Linked DNA regions of Homo sapiens: region 2 is linked to region 1. A link is an interaction called in ENCODE POLR2A ChIA-PET data of the cell type or tissue named here. Cell type or tissue: GM12878. All regions are shown on one strand. Each heading gives the region's core, and the rest is flanking DNA. Links, peaks and the distances in the headings are about the cores only. Region 1 has its middle 120 kb from the start of TMEM164. Region 2 has its middle 44 kb from the start of ACSL4.

Region 1 (4,399 bases), core at 223-4,222:
AGCAACTTCAGCTCAGTAGTAACCATGTTTCACTTTGTGAAAGAAATAAGTATAAGAAAGTCACCCTGAACCAGGGAAACCATAAACCTGTCTTTGTCCATTCCTCTGTTCTCTGCAAGTTTCCTCCTCTTCCTATCGCTAATCCAACCTCTCTGGCTGAACTTCTCACATCCTTCAATGCCCTGAAGTCCTCATTCATAACCCTTTATGCCATATTGCCCACCCTTGATCCCATGAGCTACCTTTAATTTATGCACTTACCTGTTCATCAGCATTCATTAAGCACCTAGTCTCTATGAGAGCCAAGGATTGGATCTCAGAAAGTTTCACAGAGAAGACATTGGAGCTTGGTCTTGAAAGAGAATAGGAGTTTGCTGGGGGATAAGGTTAGGAGGAAAAGGAAAGCGTTTTTCTGGGCAGAGAAACAACATCTACCAAGTCAATGGGACATAAAACTCATAACATATTTAGGGGCGCTGTAAGTAACTCAGTTACCTAGAGCATAAGAAATATCTATGTTCCCTATGTTGAAGGTGATGTTGGAAAAGTGAGCAAAGTACAAATATTGGAAGGCTGTGTGTGCTGTGCTAAGGGTTTGGATGTTATCCAACAAGCTATAGGGAGCCATTGAAAGCTTTTAGGCAGGAGATTAAAAATCAGATTTGCATTTAGAAAAGTCACTGTGACAGCAGCAGGAAGAATGGCTTGGGGAGGAAGATGACTAATAGAAGAGGGGGCTTGTCAGGACACTATTGCAATATTCCAGGTAAAAGAGAGGCCTGAGCCAGAGCAGTGGCATTGGAGATGAATGGAAATGGACAGCTGGGCACACGAGTGGGACATTTAGGAGGTAGGTGAAAAGACTTAGCAACTGATCAAATGTGCGAGATGAGGGGGAGGTTTCTGACTCAGTTGATTGGTTGGATGGGAGTGCTGTTTATTAGAACAGAAGGCACAGGGGAAATCAGGCTTGAGGGAAAAGTAATGAAACACATTTCAGACACATTGAGTGCAAAAGGGTCTCTTTCAAGACTTAGATAAACAGTGCCCGAAAGAAAGGTGAGCACCTTCTAAGTAGCTTAATGAGAAACTGCATGATTCTGTACAACTAATAAAATCAAAGATTAAGTTAATGCTACTGACTTGATTTCTTCACAAGAAGTCTGTTGTATTTAGAAATATTCATTAATTTAAAAAGCAATTTAGAAACCGACGCTTTATAAAACTGAAATGCATACAAGAGAAAAAATACATTATCGTGACCTTATTAAGTGACTGGTGTACAGCCTTTTAGCTGAATTGTATGAAATAAGTTGACCAGATTTTCCTTCTTCATTATAAAACCTTTTTACCAGAGACTTGGAGCCAACTTAATTAGCTATGCTGATGGAAAGAGGAATAGCAAAAGTAATTGAAAACCACAGATGAAAGCCATGGGCAACTCCCAGGAAAAATGGCCTGATGTAGCTCCTTGGAACCCTGCGTTGCTGAACTCACTGGCAGACACAAGTGGTCAGGCAGTGGCCTTCACAGAAAGTTCTGTGAAGAATGTTCTGGAAAGTCCACGTTTATAAGTAGGCAGCAAGAGAAAATAGCAGGAGGAAATAATAACATAATAACAATGAAGTGTAAAATTAAGATTAAAAGACCGTTCATTATTATGATCACACAGCTATTGATGGAGGTTGGATTATTTGAGAGAGCAAAGGGTGAAACTGCAATATAGTACTGAATGAGTAACTAAAGAAACAAGGACAGACCTACATATTGCATTCCTGAGTTATAACTAGATACAGTCTTAAGTTTTCACATAGCCAAAAAGAGCTCTAAAGATATCTGAAACAAGAACAATTATTTATTTGTAATTCATACCAAAAATCTAGAAGTTATACCCAATTTCTCTTTTTCCCTCCCTCCCACCTCACACTCTATGTCAGTGTGTCCTGATGATTCTGCCTCCCAAGTATGTCCTGAATCCACCTGCTTCTCCCCATCTCCTCTGTTACCTCCTTCGTCCAGGCTACCGACACCACCTGCTTCTCTACTGCAGTAGCTTCTCTACCCACCTCTACTTTTATCCCACTTCACAAACTATTCTCCACCTGGCAGTCAGAGGAATCTTAAACATTTTTAAACCAGATCATGTAATTCCCTTGCTTGAAACTCTCCAATGCTTTCTCACTATGTTGAGAAAAAAATCCAAACTCATTAAAATGGTGTAAAAAACCCTATACTTTCTGGTCTTTACCTACTTCTCCCACCTTATCTTTCATCACCCTCTCCCTCACTTGCTCAACAGCAGCCATACCCAGCTGCTTTCTGTTCCTCAAATAAACCAAGCTCTCCCCACCGTCAGGGCCTTTGCACTTGTTGTTCTCTCTGCCTAAAACCCCTTTCCCTCACATCACCATATGACTGACTCACTCTTTTTTTTTTTAATGTTTTTTCTGTCACTGTGAAATGAGTAGCAAAGTACTGTTTCTCAGGCATTCATGATCTGATCCTTTTTTTTTTTTTTGACGGAGTCTTGCTGTGTTGCTCAGGTTGGAGTGCAGTGACATGATCTTGGCTCACTGCAACCTCTGCCTCCTGGGTTCAAGCAATTCTCTTGCCTCAGCCTCCTGAGTTGCTGGGATTACAGGTGCCAGCCACCAAGCCCAGCTAATTTTTGTATTTTTAGTAGAGACAGGGTTTCACCATGTTGGCCAGGCTGGTCTTGAACTCCTGACCTCAGGTGATCCACCCATCTCGGCCTCACAAAGTGCTGGGATTACAGGCGTGAGCCACCGTGCCCAGCCCATGATCCAATTTTTATATTTCTTTATTGAAATATAATTCACATACAATAAAATTCACCAATTTGAAAGTATATAAACCCATGGTTTCTAATATATTCAAAGTTGTGAAATCATCATCACTATCTAATTTCACACTTTTCTTCACCCCAAAAAGAACCCCCAGATCTTTTAGCTATTACCCCTTATTCCTCTTCTCCTCACCAACCATGAATGTGTTACCTGTCTCCATAAATTTGTCTATTCCGGAAATTTCATATAAATGGAATCATACAATACATGGCCTTTTGTGACTGGTTTATTTCAACTGGCATAATGGTTTCAAAGGTCATGTTATAGCACAACTTCATTCCATTTTGTAGTGGAATAATATTCCATTGTACGGTTATACCACATTTTGTTTATCCACTAATTGGTTGATGAACATTTAGGTTGTTTCCACTTTTTGACAATTATGAATAATATTGCTATGAACATTTGTGTACAAGTTTTTGTATGAGCATAGGTTTTCATTTCTCTTGGGTATATATGTAAGAGTTACATGACTGAGTCATATAATAACTATACTAATATTTGTTGACTGACACACTTTTATTCAGGACTCTGCTCAAAGGGTACCTCCTCTGAGAGGCCTTCCCTGACCACTCCATCTAAACTAATTACCCATCCCCACCATCACATTACCCTATTTTGTTTTCTACGTAGCACTTTCCACTATCTAAAATAATCTTGTTTATTGTTTCAGTCTCTCCCTACTAGAACATCAACTCTACAAGGACAGAATGTTGTCAATCTTGCTCACTGCTGTGCCCTCAGTACCTACGGACAATGAGCAGCACACAGAGAATATTCAATAACTATTTGCTGACTACAGGAATTAATCTATGGCAGAAATGTTCTTTTTTCCTACCACAGGGAGTATTTACAAATCTACTAATGACTATTTTAGTGCTTTTCTATTCCTTTAATTGTTCTTTGGGAAAAGTAAAAACTCACTCATTTCAATTATAGGAAGAAATAGCTATAGCAAAGACTGTGTCGATTATTTGACTTAGATTTGCCCTTCCCATCCAACCCTTTCATCTCCACCCCAGGGATTGCAAAATTCAACCAAAACAGTATTCCTTTAGCGGCTGATCCCTAAGATTGAGAGGGATCGGGGAGACCAAGGTGGGCAGATTGCTTGAGTCCAGGAGTTTGAGATCAGCCTGGGGAACAGGGTGAAACCCCGTCTTTACAAAAAATACAAAAATTAGCTGGGTGTGGTGGCATGCAACTCTGGTCCCAGCTACCTGGGAGGCTGAGGTGGGAGGACCACTTGAACCCAGGAAGCAGAGGTTACAGTGAGCTATGATCATGACACTGCATTTCAGCCTGGGTGACAGAGCAAGACCCTGTCTCAAAAAAAAAAAAAAAAAATTAGATGAGGGTATTAAAGGAAAGAAAACTCCAGTGAGTAAAATGAGTTGTGAGATGCCCCATGTTGCAGAGTTGTAAATTGAGGGTTTCTCCTTTGAAAAATGAGGCACTCTTCAAAATGCCTAGAATTCCTTTTTTTTTTTTTTTTTTTTTTTTGAGACAGAGCCTCACTCTGTCGCCCAAGC
Region 2 (4,399 bases), core at 299-4,298, 100 kb before region 1:
CTTGGGAAGTGGAAGGGAGGAATGAGCTAATAATTTGGTTGATTCAACCTTCTGACCTCTGAGTCAAAAAATTACCCAATAGTCCTTTTAGCAGGCGATGAGGGGGTAATGCATTCAGAGTCAGGAGTCTGTGCCTCTGATAATGATTCATATGCTGAGTGACCTTCGGGTAAGCCATGCAAACTCCCTCCGTTTCAATATCAGTAATACCAACTGTCCCCCCTATCTCTTGGGGTTGTTATGAGAGTGTGATGAGATCACAGATCTGAAAGCATTTTTTAAATGTCAGACATTATCATACCAAAAAGGAAGCCGTCCACCAAGAGCTGGTCTGTCTTGATATAACTTTGTTACACAATTGATGTATTAATTCCTGTTCTATTTTTCTAGCTAGCTGCTTCTACCACTACAAAGTTAGTATCAAAATGTCTAAATAAGCAGTTGTATTAATCAATGTTCCAGTTTACAAATGGAAACTCTGCAACAAAAAATGTAAAAACCTAGATTACTTTTTATCATAATGTGAATTCAAAGGTCTTGACTTAGCCCACTGGGCCCTACGTTATCTAGTTCCCAACTATGTTTTTGACCTCATCCTTGACTTTCCCTCACTCTGCTTTAGCCTTTTTGGACTTCTCGCTGTTCCTTGAATAACCCAAGCACTGTCTTATACAAAGGCCTTTGTATTGCTGCTATTCACTCAGAATGCGATCAATCCCTCCTGACATCCTTCATTTCATTTGAGTCTCAACGGCCTAAGATATGATGCAGAGGCCTTCTCTAACTACCCTATTTAACTACCCTAAATACTCCTATCTAAAGTAGCACATACCCCTATCACTTGCCACCCATGTGTCTGTTTCCCTCCTCTTAGGTTTGCTTTATTATTTTGCATAGCACTAATCACCACTTGACACCCAATATTTGTTTTTCAGTTTTCCTCCCAATAAGAGTGTAAGTTTTATAAGAACAGGATATTTTTGTTTGGTTTGTTCCTCTGCTGTATACTTAGCACTTATAATATAGGCTGGCACATAGTAGGCATATGATAAATAGCTGTTGAATAAAAGAACAAAGGAACATAAGTATACTACTGAACTAGCCAGAGCTCATAAGAAAAATGAAAAAAAATAGAAAGAAAAAAATAGAGCTAAGCAATTGTTGTGGGTGTAGTTGTGATAGAACTGTTCTGATGAAGTCTGTTAAATCACATCAGAAAACTGAATAAAATAGGTCAGATTTTGCAGTCACATTTCATTTCATGAAATGTATTATTCTTTTTAAACTCTATGGAGTATAACTTATTGATTTATTTTTATAGTTAATTAATTACTGCCTGCTTCTATCTTCTTTTGTTTACAAGGAATAAATAGTTAAAATATTCAGATATTTCTACTACTTCTTCCAGGCTCAGAGGGAGCCAGATCCCTAAGTACTATAACCAATACCTGGAACTATGTCCTCATTCATTGGCAATGACCTAGGATGAGACAAAACTCCTAGTAGAGATGTCTTTGTCTTCATCCTCTTCCTCCTTGACATCATCACACTTTTAACAACAAAAAAGACATTTGTTGATTGATTTTTTGTGTGTGTATCTGGCACTCTGGCAAGCATTGAGATTTTAATAACCTTTCTATATCTTACCCCCAACCGCAAAACTTTAAGTGGTCTCACTTGGAAACAATGGCACATAAACTGTCTTTGTATTTAGAAATCAGAAATAAGATGGCACTTTTGAAGTAAAGGCTTCATGCAAACAGGATAGTGGAATGGTTAAGAGCATAGGTCTTGTCTGGAGTCAGAGGTCAGAGCGCTCAAATCAAATTCCTGCTCAGGAACTTCCACAAGCTGTGTGACACTGGCATGCTGTACAACCTCTCTGTTCCTTACTGTCTTCATGTGTAAAGCAATAATAATAAATGTATACCACAGAGGAGTTTTGAGGAATAAACGAGGTAATTCATGTAAGGTGCTTAGAACTGAACCTGGTAAATTGAAAATGCTCAATAAGTATTAGCTATTATTGCACAAGGGACTCAAAGTTTGCAGAGTCTAAAAAAGGCAACTCTGGCTGCAAATCAAAGAACATCTTCTTATGTGAAAAAGGTGGAAAGACTAACAGTTACTCAATATCATTTGTGTCAAGCCCTCATACACAGTGATCATTTTAAGTTTATAACTAGGAAGTCCAGAAACATACTGGAAACACAGATACAAGGCTTTCAAAAAACCCATACATTTTCGTAAATCAGGAGTTGGCAAACTTTTTCTATAAAAGACCCTATGGGAGATATTTTAGACTTTACAGACCAGACAATGTCTGTTGTGACTACTCAACTCTGCTGCCATGGGGCGAAAACACTCATCAGCAATGTGTAAATGAATGGGCATAGCTAATAAAACTTTATTTACAAAAACAGGCAGTGGGCTGGCCCGTGGGTCATTATTTGCCCACCTCTGCTCCAAATAATGATCCTAGTCTATCAGGGTTCTAAAGGCCACTTACGCTGAGTAACCACAGAAAGCAAATACATTAGGGAGGAGAATATAAGGAATGAGGACAATTCAATAAATGTAAGAATAAACAATGGGTCATTTAATACCTTTCCTCTCCTATCCCAAATAGTAGTAGATGCCTTAGATGACAAGGGAACGGTGAACTTCGTTTATTCTCTCCTTCATTTAACACATAATTGTGAAGCACTTATGCCCCAGGCATTGTGCTGTGATCTATGATGCAGAGTGAAAACAGATCTAGTCCCTGCCTTCACGTAACTTACAATCTAATCAGATAGGGATACGGATAAACATCAGCCAAATAATCACACGAACAAACTTAAACCTGTACCTATGCTAGATCCTACGAAAGCTTATAAGAGGAGGATGGCTCTAGTTATGGAGCTCATGGTTGTCTTCCCTGAGAAACGTGAACCTAAAACTTGACCTGAGATCTGACAAGTGAGTTGCTTTATTAGGCAATAGAATAACTATTCGGAGCAAAGGGAACAGCATACGTTCTTTTAGAATAGAAAGGATGGTGCATGCAAGGGATGAAAATAAGATCACTATGATTGGAGTCCAGAGATCCAGACAGAGCATGGTGAGATGGAGCTGGAAAGATAGGCACAGGTCAGACTATAAAGGACCATGGCAGCAATCAATGCTTTATTTATTCAGCAAATATTTACTGAACACTACTCTACATCAGGCTCTGTGGATACTGTGGTGAATGAGAAAAGCAGACATTAAACAAATAAACACTCAAATCTTTAATTACGAAGTTCTGCCTTTAGAAGTTCTATGTCCTGGCTGGGCGCAGTGGCTCATGCCTGTAATCCCAACACTTTGGGAGGCTGAGGCAGGCAGATCACGAGGTCAGGAGATCGAGACCATCCTTGCTAACAAGGTGAAACCATGTCTCTATTAAAAATACAAAAAATTAGCCAGGTGTGGTGGCAGGCGCCTGTAGTCCCAGCTACTCGGGAGTCTGAGGCAGGAGAATCACTTGAACCCGGGAGGCAGAGGTTGCAGTGAGCCGAGATCGCACCACTGCACACCAGCCGGGTGACAGAGCAAGACTCCATTAAAAAAAAAAAAAAAAAGTTTTATGTCCCAAAACTCTGTCCAGTGGCTTGATTTGTTTTTTAAAAAATTACCTGGCCTGTTTCCACAATGCAGTCCCAATTTAACAAGGTGCCCACGTTAGAACCACATTCAGGCCAGGCACAGTGGCTCATGCCTGTAATCCCAGCACTTTGGGAGGCCGAGGCGGGTGGATCACTTGAGGTCAGGAGTTCGATACCAGCCTGGCCAACATGGTGAAACCCCATCTCTATTAATAATACAAAAATTATCCAGGTGTGGTGGCGCACACCTGTAATCCCAGCTACTGGGGGTGCTGAGGCAGAAGAATCACTTGAACCCGGGAGGTGGAGGTTGCAGTGAGCTGAGATCACACCCTTCCACTCCAACCTGGGCGACAACAGTGAAACTCTGTCTCAAAAACAAACAAACAAACAAAAACAAAACAACAACAACAAAACTACATTCAAATGTATTACTCTATCAATATCATTTTGGCAATCATGAGTGGATTTGATATAAGATCCCCAGTACTCAGCCTGTGAAACACCATGCCAAATTATTATTATTATTATTATTATTGAGACTGGATGTTGCTGTGTCACCCAGGCCGGAGGGCAATGGCACAATCACAGCTCATTGCAGCCTCAGTGAACCTCACTTGAGGGATCAAGTGATTCTCCCACCTCAGTCTCACAAGTAGCTGGGACTACAGGTATGTGCCACCATGCCTGGCTAATTTTTTTCTATTTTTGGTAGAGACAGTGTCTCACTTTGTTGCCCAGGCTGGTCTCGAACTCCTAGGCTCAAACAA

Evidence for each region. Peaks named below come from ENCODE experiments on the same cell type or tissue, not always from the same donor. Only the 100,000 strongest peaks of a DNase experiment are listed, where the experiment ranks them.
Region 2: POLR2A ChIA-PET joins it to region 1 with 6 read pairs; 2 of 35 experiments call an interaction of 5 or more read pairs at or near these places.

Annotation. Positions count from the first base shown.
Region 1 is chrX:109,878,471-109,882,869 of GRCh38, forward strand. No RefSeq gene overlaps it. Among named protein-coding and RNA genes, the nearest start is that of TMEM164, 120 kb to the right of the region's middle. RefSeq lists an enhancer at 2,427-2,506. In GM12878, for the core only: no CTCF peak of the experiment used is centred there; a DNase peak (open chromatin) is centred at 2,351.
Region 2 is chrX:109,774,778-109,779,176 of GRCh38, forward strand. No RefSeq gene overlaps it. Among named protein-coding and RNA genes, the nearest start is that of ACSL4, 44 kb to the left of the region's middle. In GM12878, for the core only: no CTCF peak of the experiment used is centred there; no DNase peak of the experiment used is centred there.